Linked DNA regions of Homo sapiens: region 1 is linked to region 2. A link is a loop called in an ENCODE intact Hi-C map of the cell type or tissue named here. Cell type or tissue: dorsolateral prefrontal cortex. All regions are shown on one strand. Each heading gives the region's core, and the rest is flanking DNA. Links, peaks and the distances in the headings are about the cores only.

Region 1 (8,053 bases), core at 1,927-6,926, 400 kb after region 2:
CTGTTCAGATGCCCAGGAGGGCAGGTTTATGCGAATGAAGCAATTACAGAACCATTTAAAAGAGTGAGGGAACTTGGTCCAGAAATGCCTGTGGAGCTTTCAAAAGGGGTGAGTGACCTCATCCAGCCAAGAAAGGGTCTGGGAGAGAAGCTGGAGGCCGAGGTCTTCAGTCTAGGCTAGGGGAGGGGAGAGAACGTTTAAGAGGGTGGCAGGCATTCCTGTCCCAAGTCACCAACTGGGTAGCGCTCTTGTTTGTCTTATGCAAGAGTGTTTAGATAAGAACAGGCTTTTGCATTTCAAAAAGGAGCCTGTTCTTCCTCGCCTTGCTTCTTCCTGTGCTGAGTAAACGGAAGGCACACCCTTGTTTCCCTCCCTATTCACAGCTCCTCTGTCCGCCACAAAGACAACCTCCTCCCCTTCTGCCCTCGTCTTCTGCCTGTGGACATTCAAGGGACCCCGCTCCTCCTTCATCCTTTCTCTCCTGCACGAATGAATCGTTTCCCGTGAATCTGCTCTTTGAAAAACCCCTTCCTAACTTCCATCTCTCTTCCTCTGCTCTCTTTGATGCCATCGCTTCTTAAAAGGGAGGCCTAGACTCACTGCTGTCTCACTTTTGTACGTTTATTTTCATCATGGTAAAATATACATAGCATAATATTTACCATTTGAGCCCTTTTAAGGTGTACAATTCAGTGGCATTTACATTCAAAACATTGTGCAACCATCCTGATGATCTATTTCCAGAGCTTTTTTTTTTTTTTTTAAATCATCCCAAACAAATTCTGGAACTGTGAGATAATAATGTCCCATTCTTTTCTCCTCCCAGTTCCTGGTAACCTCCATTCTTTCTGTCTCTATGAATTTGCCTATTGTAGAAACCTCGTGTAAGTGACATCATTCCATATGGGGCCTTTGTGTCTGGCTTATTTCACCTAACATCATGTTGCAGCAAGGTTCATTTCATTTCTTTTTATGGCTGAATAATATTCCCTCGTACAGATGGACAGCAGGTGTTGACCTATTCATCGGTTGTCTATTCGGCCTCCACAATCCACTGTTTTCATCCCTTCTTGCTGTCTCTACTTCTATGACCCTGGCCTAAGTCACCATTTTCTTCCACCAGAGTGCTCAGTGGCCTCCTCTGAGATTTCACTCTTTTTTTTTTCTTTTAAACAGCGTTATTGAAATGTAATTCATATATTATGTAATTCTCCCATTTAAAGTGGACAATTCAGGCTACTCTGCCTATGGAGTGGCCATGCTTTTGTTTCTTTACTTCTCTAATAAGCTTGCTTTCACTTAAAAAAAAAAAGTATACAATTCAATGGTTGCTAGTATATTCCATGTAGCTGCAATCGTCACCGTGGTCCATTTTACAGCATTTGTATCACCTCAAAAAGAAGCTCTGACCCTTCAGCTATCTCCCCTCCCCAACGCTCACCCTTACAGCCCTAGGCAACTAGTAATCTACTTTCTGTCTCTAGAGATTTGCCTCTTCTGGGCATTTTGTCTAAATGGAATCATACAATCCGTGGTCTTTTGTGAATGGCTTCCTTCACTTATCGTGATGGTTCCCGGGTTCATTCATGCTGTCCTATCGGCACTTCATTCCTTTCTATGGCCAAATAACTACCTCATTGTATGGATTCATTGGTGGACATTTATGTCGTTTCTATCTTTGGGCTATTACAAATAATGCTGCTTTAAACATTTTGTACAGGTTTCTGTATGAATATATGTTTTCGTTTCTCGTGGGTCTATACAGAGGAGTGGAACTGTGGGTCACACGGTAACTCTGTGTAATCGTTTGAGGACCTGCAGGCCACAGTGGCTGTCCTGCCTCCTCTCTTGCCTCTTTCAAAACTCCTCTTCACAGAGCAGCTGATGCGATCTTTCAAAAATGAACTTCAAATCATGTTTCATCTTTCTTGTAAAATCCTTCAATGACTTCCCAGCGTTCTTAGAATAAAACAAACATCATCACCATGGTCTACAAGACCCTGTGGCTGGGCACCAACTCCTTCTGGGACCATCCCTGCCTGCCTGTAGGGCTCCCGCTCCTTTGGGCGTCCCGGCCGCTGCTCCAGCAGGCCTAGGAACTTTCTCGTGAAGTCATCTGCGCTGGCTCCTCCCTCTGCTGGAACAGTCTTCGCTCTTGTTTCAGCCTCCTGTGGACGCTGTAACCAATTGCCATCAACTGGGTGCCTTCAAACAACAGAAATGGCTTCTCTCATCATTGTGGAGGCCCAGCTCTAAAGTCAAGGTCTTGCCAGGGGCCTGTTCCCTCTGAAGGCTGTGGGAGAGCATCCTCTTTGCCTCTTCCAGCTGCAGGTGGTTACCACCAATCCTCCGGGTTCCCTGGCTTGTAGCTGCATCGCTGCAGCCTCTGCCACTGTTGTCACGAGGCCATCTCCCTCTGCGTGTCTGTGCTTTCACTGTCTTTCCTCTGTGCATGGCTGTGTCTCTTCTCCCTTCATATGAGGACACAAATCATATTGGGTTAAGGGCCCATCTTACTCTAGTATGACCTCACATTAACTACATCTGCAATGATCCTATTTGCACATAAGATCATATTCTGGCAGGGCATGGTGGCACACGCTGCAATCCCTGCACTTTGGGAGGTCAAGGTGGGAGGATTGCTTGAGGCCAGGATTCAAGACCAGCCTGGGCAACACACTAAGACCCTGATTCTTTAAAAAAAAAAAAAAAAAAAAAAAATTCTGAGGTTCCTGGAGAAAATATGAATGGTGGTGGGGGCAGGGGAGGGCACTATTCAACCCTGTATAGCACAGTTCCTCATGTCCCAGCTCAGATTTCAACTCCTTCTCACCCACTATCCCCACCCCAGCTCCCCTCTCCCAGGGCACCTTTCTGGTTTCTTTTTGGCACCTTCACAAGCTGTAAGTAGGTGTTGTTGTTGGTTATTCATCCATTTCCCCTACTGGGTGAAAGCTCCCTGAAGGCTGCTCCTTGTCTATCAAGCTCATCACTCTGCCACTGTGATCCACTGCCTGATGCAGGGTGACTCTTCAGCAACGTGGAAGGAGACAGGGAAGATCCTGGTCCTGCAAGAGGAAGCCTGGACACAAGGTGTGCATGGGCCCCGAGCAGTCCACCAACACACGCTGTGGCGTGTATCAGCACTTCCTTCCTTTACATGGACAAATGCGATCCCATCATATGGACACACACACTCCGTTTATCCATTCACCAGTTGATGGACATTGGCATCGTTTCCATCTTTTAAAAAGAACATATAGTTGTACATATTTATGGGGTATAGTGTGATGTGTCCACACATGTATAGCTTGTGTAAGGATCAAATCAGGGTAATTAGCAAATTCATCACCTCCAATATTTGTCATGTCTTTGCGGTGAGCACATTCGAAGTCCTCTCTTCTAGGTATTTTGAAATATTCCGTACATTAGTATTAACAATAGCCACTCTTCTGTGCCAGAGAAGAACAGAATGTTTTCCTCCCATCTAATTGTATGTTGTTTTCATCATGGTGTCCACCGTGAGGCCTTGGCCTTTGGCGTACCAGTCACTGAGTGCTCAGTGGGTGACTCCAGCCCATCTCAACAACGTTGGTGACAGTGTCAGCTCTCAAGGGCAGGATTCAGTCATCCAACCCACTTTGCACCTCCAAGCATCGATGACAGGTGGGTATTCAGAAAACGTGCTGAAAACTTCATGGAAGCTACAGCTCGACTCCCAAGAGAGAAGCCTGTCTTTGAAGTGCCTGTGGAATGAGAATGACCTTCCTCTGTCAAACTTCCTTTCCAGTATGATGTTTTAGTCAATCCAGAGATGTATTCCTTCCTGTGCATTGGGGATGGACTTGCATCTGGGGAGGGTGTCTGGGGTCAGATCATCCCAGGCCACTAGGACCTGAGGTGTTGAAAATCCTGGAGGATCACTGCTGTACCCAGTGCATTGACGGCCCCACTCTCCTGGCCGTCTGCCTTCTACAGCCTCTGCTGAGATGAAGGCAATTTGGCTGGATGTGGTGAGGAATCTGTACAGGGAAGAGAGGCTGTTGCAGAGGAGGCAGCTGTAGGAGCGTCAGCACCCAGGAACGCACTCTCTGGAGCCTGGTGCAGAAATAGCACCCACTGCGTGTGGTGAGTGTCTGGTGTCTGGCATTCTGTGATGCTCTTCGGTTTTAAGACACCTGCCAGGAACAAAGTGGGGACTGGTAAACCAAGGTGCAAGATTGCAAAAGAGGCTCTACTTCCCCCTGCCTTCCTGTATTCTCATCCTTTGCAATATGACTTTGCATCTTCCCCCATCAAGAGCTGGAGTCTATTTCCCTCCCATATTAGCTTCCTAGGGCTGCTGTAGCAAATTGCCATAAAGCAGGTGGCTGAAACAACAGAATAAGTCCAAAGTCAAGTTGTTGGAAGGGCCATGCTCTCTCTGAAGGCTCTAGGGGAGAATCCACTCCAGATCTCTCTCCTGGTGTCAATCCTTGGACTTGCTTGGCTTGTAGCTCCATCACTCCAATCTCTGCCTCTGACTTTGTGTGTCTTTCTCACTGTGTCTCTCTGTCTCTGTGTCTTCCTCTCTTCTTACAAGGATGCCGGTCATTGGATTTGGAGCCCACTCTAAATCTAGGATGTTTGCACCTGGAGATCCCTAATTATTTACATCTGCAAAGACCCTATTTCCAAGGAAAGTCACATTCTGAGGTTCCAGATGGACACGCATTTTTTGGGGACACTATTCAAACTACTACACCACCCCTTGAATCTGAACTGGCCATTTGTCTTGCTGTGGTCAACAGAAGCTGGTAGAAGTGACAATGTGTCCACTCTAAGGCCATGAAGCCTCCACTCTTGACCGTGGAACACTAAGACCACCTGTGAACAAGCCTGAACTAGCCCATGGCCCAGCTAGGCCAACCAGCCTCCAGCCCACCCAGCAGTTGTGCAGATGAATGCAGCTGAGCTCAGTGAAGCTCAGTAGAACATCTCAGACCAGCTGAGTCCACTGTAAATTGGCAAACCACAGAATTGAGACTGAGTATATGGTTGTTGTTTGAGGCCACACCAAGTTTAGGGTTATTTGTTACACAGTAGTCGATGACTGATTCACAAGGTGTTATTGGTTTAGGGCAAATGGGAGATGAGTGCCATTTCTGGGTGCTGCCCACGTATAACAAAAACCAAAGTCTTGGCTGGGCGCAGTGGCTCACACCTGTAATCCCAGCACTTTGGGAGTCCGAGGTGGGAGGATCACGAGGTCAGGAATTCGAGACCAGCCTGGCTAAGATGGTGAAACGCTGTCTCTACTAAAAATACAAAAATTAGCTGGGCATGGTTGCAGGCACCTGTAGTACCAGCTGCTCGGGAGGCTGAGGCAGAAGTTTGAACCTGGGAAGTGAAGGTTGCAGTGAGCCGAGATAGTGCAATTGCACTCCAGCCTGGGTGACAGGGTGAGACTCCATCTCAAAAAAATAAAAAAATAAATAAATAAAATAAAATAAAAAACTAAAGGCTTGGATCTAAACCATCTACTAGTGGCAGGAAGTCTAGGCATCTTCTGAGCCACCCTCAGGATCAAATAAAGCTACTGGCTGGGTGTGGTGGTTCACGTCTGTAATCCCAGCACTTTGCGAGGCCGAGGCGGATGGATCATGAGGTCAGGAGTTCAAGACCAGCCTGGCCAAGATGGTGAAACCCCGTCTCTACTAAAAATACAAGAAATTAGCTGGGCATGGTGGCAGGCGCCTGTAATCCCAGCTACCTGGGAGGCTGAGACAGGAGAATCACTTGAACCCAGGGGGCAGAGGTTGCAGTGAGCCAAGATGGTGCCACTGCACTCAAGCCTGGGCGACAGAGTGAGACTCTGTCTCTAAAAATAATAATAATAATAATAATAATAATAATAATAATAATAATAATAATAAAGCTACTGAATCCCTTCACCAATGGAGGCACGCTCATATACCTCTTGGCATCTCTCTACAGTCCCCTTAATGTGCAGCCATGCACACAGTGGTGCCTATTAAAGGCATGGAGGTGGTGGTGGAGAACATGACAGAAGCTAGGTTCGTAGCCCATTAGAGTCATGAAAAAAAATGAGTAATTCCCAGCTTCTTCCGCTCACTGCCTCTCCATCTTCTGGAGCATGACAAGAGGCATATTCCTCCTGTGACTCGCAGTCACGTGGAAGCAGAGAAGCTGCCAGTTTGAAATCCCAGAGATGGGACCCCCCACCTGGCCAGGGCCACCGATTAAGAGCCCGAGAGCCAGCCATCAGCAGGAGCCTCAAAAATGCTGGCTGAAATTAATCACTTGCCTTGCAAGGGTATTTATTTTCTCCTTTATACCTGGAGAGAAATGGGCTGTGAACTGGAAATTTCCAGAGCAGTAGGCTGAACTTTTTGTGTGAATGGCAACGACTTTCTTTTAAAGTGCCACCATTTGCTCAGTTCAATTTCACCATTAAAGGACAATGGCCAATTTTCTGTGGACCTGGGATGTCGGTTTTGTCTAAAGCGTGAGCGTGTGGGGAATTTACTAACCTGGCTGTGATTGCCCATGAAAACAGGTTATTTAACAGGATTTAAATACTGTGCTCTGAAGCTCAACAGCAGTGAGGAGGCAGCCGGAGAATTGGAGTGGCGCATTTCCCTTCCAGCGCTAATGAGAGAAGGCAGGAAAAGCGAGCGTGATAGATAAGAGGCGGGCGGAGAGAGACAAGACAGAACTAGGGCCAAAGAGATGGGTGAGGGACCCCAATCAAGAGACAACGCCTGCTTTTAAAAAGGTGACCTTAAAATTCAGTCACTTGTTCACAGGTTTTATTCAACAAGTGTTTGTTAAAGGGTCTGCTGGGCTCAAGGTTCTCAGGTGCCATGAAAACCAAGCCCGCTACCAATTTTTGCAGGATTCTTGGAGGAGGTGTTTTGGAGCCGATTTTTAACTTAATTTTTTGATGCTTCTGCCAGTCGTTCCCTGCCAACCTTCTGAACTCTCCCTGCCTTGCTGGCTTGCTAAGTGAAGCCCTGAACAGAATATGGGGATGAGTGTCAGGAGGTTGGTCCTTCCATAAACTGACTCGAATCTTCGATTACGGTGTGGCCTCAGTTTTCTCATCTGTCAAATGGGAGTCATTATACCTAACTCACGTCTTCAGGCTTAAACAAGAGCGTAGGTAAAGATTCTGACACAATACCAGCTACTTGTGAGATGGACACAGCCGCCGTTTCCTTTTTCTTCCCTCTTGACATTTGCCAGGCTAGAATACGTCCTTTCTAAAATTTTGCTTAGGGGTGTGTCTCTTCCAGAAAGTCTTCCCTCTACCTAGGTGCTATTGAACTTTGGCATGGCCCTGCCCTTCGCAGCACAGGGCGGTGTCTAAGAGTGAGGGCTGGGGACGGGCTTTGAGATTCACATCTTGGCTCCCGGGCTCACCTGCAGTGTGATAGTGAATGAGATGTTTATCTCTTTCAATTCTCAGTTTCTCGTTAGAAACAGTACGTGCTCTGTAGGGCTGTTAGGGTTAAATGAGGCAGCCCATATAAAACGCTTTCCTGGGTCCTGGCACGTAGTATGTGTTCAATAAATGACAGCTGTTACCCATCATCCTCATGAACCATGACCCTGATCACCGGTGGTTTCCTAGAGGACTGCAAGTCTATTCTACAACTGCCATTAATAAAGAAATCTTTCTTCTTATTTGAAAAACAAAAGCAAAACACCCCTGCCCAAACCCACCTCAGTGAAATGCTGCCTGCCTCCTCTGCAGAGTCCTGCCCCTTCCAAGTAGAAAGAATTTTACTTCCAGGCTTAATTCGCCCAATTACTCCATCCGTTACAACTTACTCCTCTCCTCTAGTGTACCCAGAGTCTTTGAAGACAGACTGTACTGGGTGAGGAAACAGAAAATGCTCAATTTTCTATACAAACGGCAGGAAAGAAACACTTTTTTTCCACTGGGCTTGAGAATGAATTATGTGACCTCTCTACACCACAACCTGTCTCGCTTATTCTGTTTTGCTTACTCTAATTTCCAAACGGCTTTTCATTTCCTGCGTAAGCA
Region 2 (8,053 bases), core at 957-5,956:
GGGATTACAGGTGTGAGCCACCACGCCTGGCCTTGGGTGAGTTTATTTAACCTTGCTAGGCCTCAGTTGCCTCACCTGTAATATGAGGAAACTAACACCACCCACCTCATAGCACTGCTGTGAGGATTGTGCAAGCTAATATAAAATAGAGAAGTGCCTGAACCACGGCAAGCGGTCAGTAACAGTTAGCCTTTGTTACATATTTTAAATGATACAGTATATTTACATGAATGGTATACAGCAATCTATTCAGCCATCCTATTTTTATATTTTATTTTATTTTATTTTGAGACAGAATCTCACTCTGTTGCCCAGGCTGGAGTGCAGTGGTGCGATCTTGGCTCACTGCAACCTCCGCCTCCCGGGTTCAAGCAATTCTCCTGCCTCAGCCTCCCTGGTAGCTGGGATTACAGGCCTGCACCACCATGCTGGGCTTTTTTTTTTTTTTTTTTTTTTTTTTTTCTGTATTTTTAGTAGAGACGGGGCTTTGCCATGTTGGCCAAGCTGGTCTTGAACTCCTGACCTCAGGTGATCCGCCTGCCTCTGCCGCCCAAAGTGCTGGGATTACAGGCTTGAGCCACCACGCCTGACCAGTCATCCTGTTTTTAAAGCTGCTTTTTGACTCAATAAAAATATCATAAACTCTTTTTGATGTGATATTTCCACACCATGATTTTTTATTGGATGCACATGTGTCAGTACAGCTGTTTTGTAATTTAACCGATCCCATAATGTTGGACATCCAGTTTAGCTCCTTGGTTTCTAATATTATAGTTAAAGCTGTGGTCCTTATGGCAAAATGTTTACAACCATTCCAAATCATTTCCTCAAGGACAAATTCTCAGCAGTGAAATCGTTGAGTTAATTTTTAAGTCTTTTAATACCTATTTACAAATCAACAACAGTAATCACCTTCAATTCATCCCTTTATTTAGAAAGGACTTGCCAGCACTCACAGGATGGGCAGAATTTTACTTAAAAGCAAATTTAGTTGCAGAGAGTAATTCCCATGTAAGAAATAGCCTATGGGGGCCGGGCGCGGTGGCTCATGCCTGTAATCCTAGCACTTTGGGAGGCCGAGGCTGGCGGATCATGAGGTCAGGAGATTGAGACCATCCTGCTAACACGGTGAAACCCTGTCCCTACTAAAAATACAAAAAATTAGCCAGGCGTGGTGGCGGGAGCCTGTAGTCCCAGCTACTCGGGAGGCTGAGGCAGGAGAATGGCGTGAACCCGGGAGGCAGAGCTTGCAGTGTGCCGAGATGGTGCCACTGCACTCCAGCCTGGGTGACAGAGCGAGACTCCATCTCATAAAAAAAAAGAAAAAAAAGAAATAGCCTATGGCAAGCAGACATTCTTTGCTTCAGAATGTGGTGCTTTAGGAAGCAGAGATCACTGCCTGTGAAGTATTTGTGCCAAAACAATTGAACATGAATCTAATTAGCAGTTACTGAAATTGAATTATAAATACAGAGGATAGAAGAACAGGTTAACAACACTGTGAGACAGCAGCCAGGCCAATCCAGAGTGTTGAATATTCCATAGCAGGATCAACAAACTATGGCCTGCTGCCTGTCTGTGTAAATAAAGTTTTATTAGAACACAGACATGCCCATCTGTTTACTTAGTGCCTGTTTACATATGGCTGCTTTGGCACTATAAACAGAGTTGAGTAGTCATGACAAGACCATATGGCTCTCTTAAAGCCTAAAATGTTTACTTTTTGGTCCTTTACAGCAAAGATTGCTGACCTCTGTCTTCTAGAACCTGGTTTCTCCAACAAATCAATTACAAAACAAAAACAAAGATAAAAATAAAAAAGAAGTCTTTTCAACAAACAGTGCTGGAAAACCTTGACATCCACATGCAAAAAAAAAAAAAAAAAAAATCTAGACACAGATCTTACACCCTTCACAAAAATTAACTCAAATTGGATCCCAGAGCTAAATGTAAAATGCAAAGCTATAAAACTCCTAGAAGATAATACAGGAGAACATCTAGATGACCTTGGGTTTGGCAATGACTTTTTAAATACGACACCCAAGGCACAATCCATGAAAGAAAGAACAGATAAGCTGGATTTCATTAAATCAAACATTGCTGCTCTTTGATAGACACTTTCAAGAGAATAAAAAGAGAAGCCACACACTAGAAGAAAATATTTGTAAACGATATCTTTGATAAAGCACTGCTATCCAAAATCTACAAAGAACTCTTAAAACTCAGCAATAAGAAAACAATCTGATTAAAAAATAGTCATTGACAGATGCCTCACCAAAGAAGGTACACAGAAGACCAACAGGCAAATGAAAAGATGCTGTACATCATATGTCATTAGGGAAATGCAAATTAAAACAACAACGAGATATCACAGCACAGCTATTAGAATGGCCAAAATCCAGCTGGGCACAGTGGCTCACGCCTGTAATCCTAGCACTTTGGGAGGCTGAGCTAATTTTTTTTGTATTTTTAGTAGAGACGGGGTTTCACCATGTTGGACAGGATGGTCTCCATCTCCTGACTTCATGATCCACCCGCCTCGGCCTCTCAAAGTGCTGGGATTATGGGCGTGAGGCACGGCGCCTGGCCAGAGTGTTTTTTTCTAGAACTATTTTGGAGGTTTTCATGCTAGAAACCTGCACCCGCCCAGGCCCTCACCCCTGCACCTGGCTTTGCTCTGAGGACGTGTCACTCAGGATTCAGCGGCACCACTTTAGTCTGGTTTGGTTGTTGAGATCCTTTCTATTAGGTTGGTGCAAAAGTAATTGCAGTTTTGACCATTCCTTTCAAAGGCAAAAACCGCAGTTACGTTTGCACCCACCTAATAGTCTGCTTAGGGAACCCTGCTGTGTTTTGCAGATAGAACAGGGTTTTCAATCCTGGTGACACATTAGAATCACCTGGGGAGCTTCTTAAAATTGCTGAGGTCTGGGTCTCACCCCATCCCCAAGATCTACCTCAAGACGGAGGGTAGAAGGGATGTCCCCGTCCCCCCAGTCCAAGGAAGACAGACTGGGGTGGGAGCTGCTGGGGTGGCCTTGGGCATAGACTTTGCCAATTTTGGGGGGGATAAAGGGATGATTCTGCTCCCCAGAATCATCCCTTTGATGAAAAGATGGTCCTAGATGGTTAATTCCGTTTAAGGCGAGGACCTCCCTTCAGTAACCTGGTACAGGGATTTCTGACCTGCAGTTCACTGGAAGGGCCTACAGAGTGGGTCTGCAGGTTACTTTGCAAGAGACCCCCGAATCCCATTATGCATCAGTAACTGTCTAGAGAATGAATACAATGTATGTCTTTCTCAAATAAGTTGACACTTTTTATAAGTAAGTCATCTTTTTTATAAATAAAGTCTGATTTAAAGTATACTGAATTTCAGAATTTCCCTATTAATGAATGCTAAAAGTATAGCTACTACACAATGAATGGGCCCGAGATACACAGCAGTATTCTATGTGGGTTCTCTCCCAGGACCTTTTTTACAGTTGGTATGTTAATTTTTTAAGAAAAATCTATTAAACCCAGAAATAAGCATATTCTGGAATCTCAGTCAAAAATCTTCTAACTATTAATACATCTATGTACATTTTTGCATTTGTGCTAGCGTCATGTGATGACTGCCTTAAGTGGTCAACACTTCATGAGGTGTTTCTCAAACTGGGGCCGCTGATATGTTCTCTGAGAATCAGTGTTGGCCAAAAGCCTGGAGCCCCTTGTACCAACCTGGGCTCCCCGGAGTCTCATTTGGGGGTGGCTGTACAGACTGTCATAGGTCCAGTGGCCACCAGATGGCGCCCCAGGACGCAGCTGCCTTCGGCATGAGGAGGAGGCCATTTCTCCCAGTGCAGGAGCGCCGGCCCCTTCTAGCCTCGGTGCCAGTTGCTTTGACAGTGATATTGCTCATAAAATAGAGAAGCAACACGCAGGGAATATTTATTTCTAAGGAAGCAGTTGCATTTCCCTCAGCATTCTGGAGCTCAAGGAAGAGAAGGCAGGGACAATCTCCTCCTGGTTTTAGCTTCCAAAGCCTTGGGGGTGGGGGTAGGGTTTGGTTCAGGTGCTTGGGAGGGGTCCCGGCTTTTATACCTTTCTTGGCTGCTTCCTCCCAGCCCTTTTAGTGGCTTCCACAGAGGCGGGACTGAGTTACCTGGAAGCCAAGTCCCTTGCCAAGGTCCCGGCTTGGCCATGGAAGATGGTGGGGTGACCTCGGTTTGGAGGCTCAGTTTCCCACATGTGCTTCTCTTGCAGGGTCCCCCCAGGGGTCATCTCCTGCCCCACCCCTATAGCTGATCCCATATCCGCCTGCCCAGACCCCTCTGCTGCCCATTCAGAGGCCAGAGGGCCAAAGACTTGGGGTGGGCTGGGGGACACTAGCAGTGGCGTCCAGGGCCAGAGACAGCAGCTCCTTCCCTTCCATGCTCACTAACCCACAAGCCTCTTCCTTTCCCCTCCCTCACCCCCTCCTCCATTCCTCTTACTTCATCTTTCTGCACCCCTTCCTCTTTTCCTCCCACCTTGGAAACTGGCTTAACTCAATTCAGGGTAGCTCAGTTCCCGGGTGTTTATTTCATACCCCCTACCTCTCAGCCCTGCACTCAGCTCTGGAAATGCCACTGCCCAGGAGAAGGCGTGGCTCTGCAGCTGTTACCTCCCTAATGTGGACACTCGCCCAGCTACAAGCTATTGCCAGAGGCTCCCCCTCCCCTCTTGCCTGGAGTCAACAGCAGAGCCAGTACCTGATGGTTACTCGGGGGTCGTGGGTCACTCCGCACACCATGGAGGCCTGGGTGCCCTTGATGACACTCTGATCCTGGGGGGGCTTGGTGATGCGGGTCCGAGCTGAAAGATACAGCGGAGACAGCATGGTGAGAAGAGGTGTGGGGGCTGTGTGGCTGGACTCTGGGTGGATACCATATGAAAGCCCCCAAATGGTTAAAAAGAACAATGAGCTCCCTGGTACTTTAATTCTTGGAAGCCACGTCATAGTTGGGGCTCATTAAATTTTGCTCTCACAAACCATGTATGGGATGGAGAGACCAAACTCTAAGGACGATCAGGACCATATTTTCAGCATATCAGTGGTCCAGCCAGGGTAAAAATAGGGCTTTCTGATTTCCAGTCTAGTGCTTCATGCACCAGGACCCCTGGGCTCAGCCCAGACAAGTGGCCCACAGGTATGCTGGGTGTGGATCCAAAGTTGGAAGTGGCTTGAGAAGCTCTCTTACAGCAGGGGTCGGCTAACTACAGGCTGGGGGCCAAATCCGGCAGGTGGCCTTTTTGGCTAAATAAACCCTTACTGGAACATAGCCACGCCCATTGGATGACATACCGTCTGTGGCTGCTTTCTAGATAAAACGGAAGCTAGTTGAGTCGTTGTGACAGAGACCGTCTGGCCCACACAGCTTAAAATATTTATGATCTGGCCCTTTCTTGAAAATATTTGCCGATTTCTGCCCTAAAATATATGAAGGCAGCTCTCCTATAACTTCAATGTTCTCTCAAGTCGGCCAAGCATAGCATCACCGGCAGAATCTTCCTAGTCCCTGGCCTCTGAACCACTTTGTCACTGTCCCTCTGATGAGAAGGGCCCTGACTGGGACAGACACTGGGGATGGAGACACTGGTGGTATGAGCCTGTGCCCCGTAGCTGTCCTGAGTCCTCAGCACCTACAGGGATGTACACACGCACACACAAATGTATAAAGCCCTGTGGCTCTGCACACTCACCCCAAACGACTAGGTCTGCTGAGGCCTCATCGACCCCCCGAGAGTTGGTGGCCAGGCAGGTGTAGGTCCCCGCATCGGAGATGTGTGTGGGGCTGATGAGGAGGCTGCCCGACTCCAGGGGTGTGAAGCGAGGCAGCTGCACAGAGCCACTGGCCAAGATGCGCTCCCCTGAGGGCAAAACAGGGTGGGGGTCAGCCTGTAGCCCCCAAGGGCACACCCTGCCCTTCCCTGGCCGCTCCAGGGCAGCATGGTCCCCCCACAGGCCCCTGGCTCTGGAAATGCTGGAAGGAATGAGGACAGATGGCGGTGGGGCTGGGGTGGGGGCTGAGAGACCTGGAGAGCTTTCTGGCTTAGGGACGGACACGAGGGCACAGGGTCTCAGAGCGGGCAGCCTAGAGCCCAGGTCCCCTGATGCTCCTGTGCCCGCCACACCACGTGCCCTTCAACAGAGAAGGGGGCGCAGTTTCCTGATGACGGTGAGCAGTAGCCCGGCACAGCCCTCAGAGGCAGCTGGCACCCGGGTTGGGGGAGCTGGCGGGGGGACAGCTCTGACAAGGTGATGACGGGCATCCTGCGGCAGGATGCTTCTGGGGAGAGTCACCTTCAAGAGAGTGAAGGGAAGTGACGGGAGCTGCCTGGAGTGGGGGTGGGGTAGAGAGGGACACGCTGTCCCCCAGCAGCAGCCCTGGTCAGGACAGACCTCCTTCTGCAGGGGGACCCAGGGAGCCTGGGGCCCAGCCTGGGAGGGTCCTGGCCAGAGAAAGAGGGGGAGAAAGAGAGAGTGCAAGTGCACCTGCAGGAGTGAGCCTGGGAATGCAGGTCTTTGTGACTATGTCTATTTTAAAGAACCCCCCACCCCCGTAAGGAAGGGAATCTCCATGTGTCCATCTGGGGGTCGCATGTCCGTTTGTACATGCGTGCAGGCACAGTGAACTGAGTGTGCTGGGTGGATGTGTTTATTTCCATGTGTAAGCACGTGCCTAGGTGTGCCCCTATTATCCCCACAAATGTTTATTGAGTGCCTACCGTGTGCCAGACTCTGTTCTAGGTCCTGGGAGACGGCAGTGGACAAAACCGACACCCCTGACTTTGTGGGGAGACAGGCCATGAGCTAGGTAAATAAGCCGATGACCAAATGCATGAGAAGGTGGGGAGTGAAGGAGGTAGGGCTGGAGGGGAGGGCTGGGGGCTGGGGCAGGGTGAGTCCTTGGAGGAGGCACCTCTGAGCTGGGGCTTGCCGGTGTGAAGGAGCAACTGTGTTTGTACGTGTGTGTGCACATGTGTATGTACATGTGTGTGCATATGTGTGCACATGTGTATGTACGTGTGCATGTATGTGTGTGCATGTGTGTGCACATGCGTGTGTGTGCATATGTGTGTGTGTGCAGGGGAGAGTTGTGAAGGTGAGTGTGCACACACAGAGGTGAAGAGGAAGCACACAGGGCAGATGGCCTTAGGGAGGTGGCTTGGGCTTTGCTGGTTCCGCCATCTGGAGCCCTCTGAGCTGCCTGGGGTAGGAGACTGGCAGCAGCCACCACTAGAATAATATTCATCATCAAGCACCTATCGTTTCCTGGGCTTTCGGACTCCCAGGCATAATGCAGGACCCTCACATGCACGCTATAGTCTAGTCTTCACATCACCCTGGGGTATATATATTATTGTCACCAGTTTACAGATGGGGAACCTGAGGCTCAGAGTGAGTTAGTAACTCACCAGGGTGGCAGGTCTTGGAAGATGAAGAGCTGGACCTTGAGCCTGGCAAGGCTGGGATGTGAAGGATGCTCTTTTTTTTTTTTGAGACGGAGTCTCGCTCTGTCTCCCAGGCTGGAGTGCAGTGGCACAATCTTGGCTCACTGCAAGCTCCACCTCCCAGGTTCAAGCGATTCTCCTATCTCAGCCCCTTCCCCAAGTAGCTGGGATTACAGGCAACTGCCACCATGCCCGGCTAATTTTGGTATTTTTAGTAGAGACCGGGTTTCACCACTTTGGGCCAGGCTGGTCTTGAATTCCTGACCTCAGGGTGATCTGCCCACCTCAACCTCCCAAGATGCTGGGATTATAGGCATGAGCCACCGCGCCCGGCCGAGAGATGCTCTCTTGGGTTGTACAGTGTATGACCTTCACAAGTGTACGTGGGGAACCCAACCTGGCTGGCTCCAGAGCCTAGTTCTGAAGACTCTTCTAGGCTATCACCCAGCCACACTCTCTGAAGGTGTGTTCCATCTACCTTTCTGCCAAGTGATAGCTGGTCGGGGCGCCCCCGAGGTCTCACATGCTAGCACCACTGACATGCCATCGATCACCGTGCTGTCCAGGGGGCCTC

The links. A loop is a pair of places that touch in the nucleus more often than their neighbours do. Peaks named below come from ENCODE experiments on the same cell type or tissue, not always from the same donor. Only the 100,000 strongest peaks of a DNase experiment are listed, where the experiment ranks them.
Region 1: it touches region 2 in a loop (3-fold over the local background); 19 of 110 quality-filtered maps call a loop at or near these places.

What each region holds. Positions count from the first base shown.
Region 1 is chr17:73,827,786-73,835,838 of GRCh38, forward strand. It overlaps LINC00469 (long intergenic non-protein coding RNA 469), which reads right to left and starts at 752. Exons shown (of 4, transcript NR_027146.1): 1 at 663-752. RefSeq lists enhancers at 89-598, 1,589-2,090, 2,091-2,590. In dorsolateral prefrontal cortex, for the core only: no CTCF peak of the experiment used is centred there; a DNase peak (open chromatin) is centred at 4,070; H3K27me3 peaks cover 300 bases.
Region 2 is chr17:73,425,775-73,433,827 of GRCh38, forward strand. It overlaps SDK2 (sidekick cell adhesion molecule 2), which reads right to left. Exons shown (of 45, transcript NM_001144952.2): 10 at 7,958-8,053; 11 at 5,728-5,895; 12 at 4,737-4,839. Among named protein-coding and RNA genes, the nearest start is that of SDK2-AS1, 84 kb to the right of the region's middle. RefSeq lists an enhancer at 3,681-3,730. In dorsolateral prefrontal cortex, for the core only: CTCF peaks have their summits at 3,787 (motif pointing right) and 3,989; a DNase peak (open chromatin) is centred at 3,797.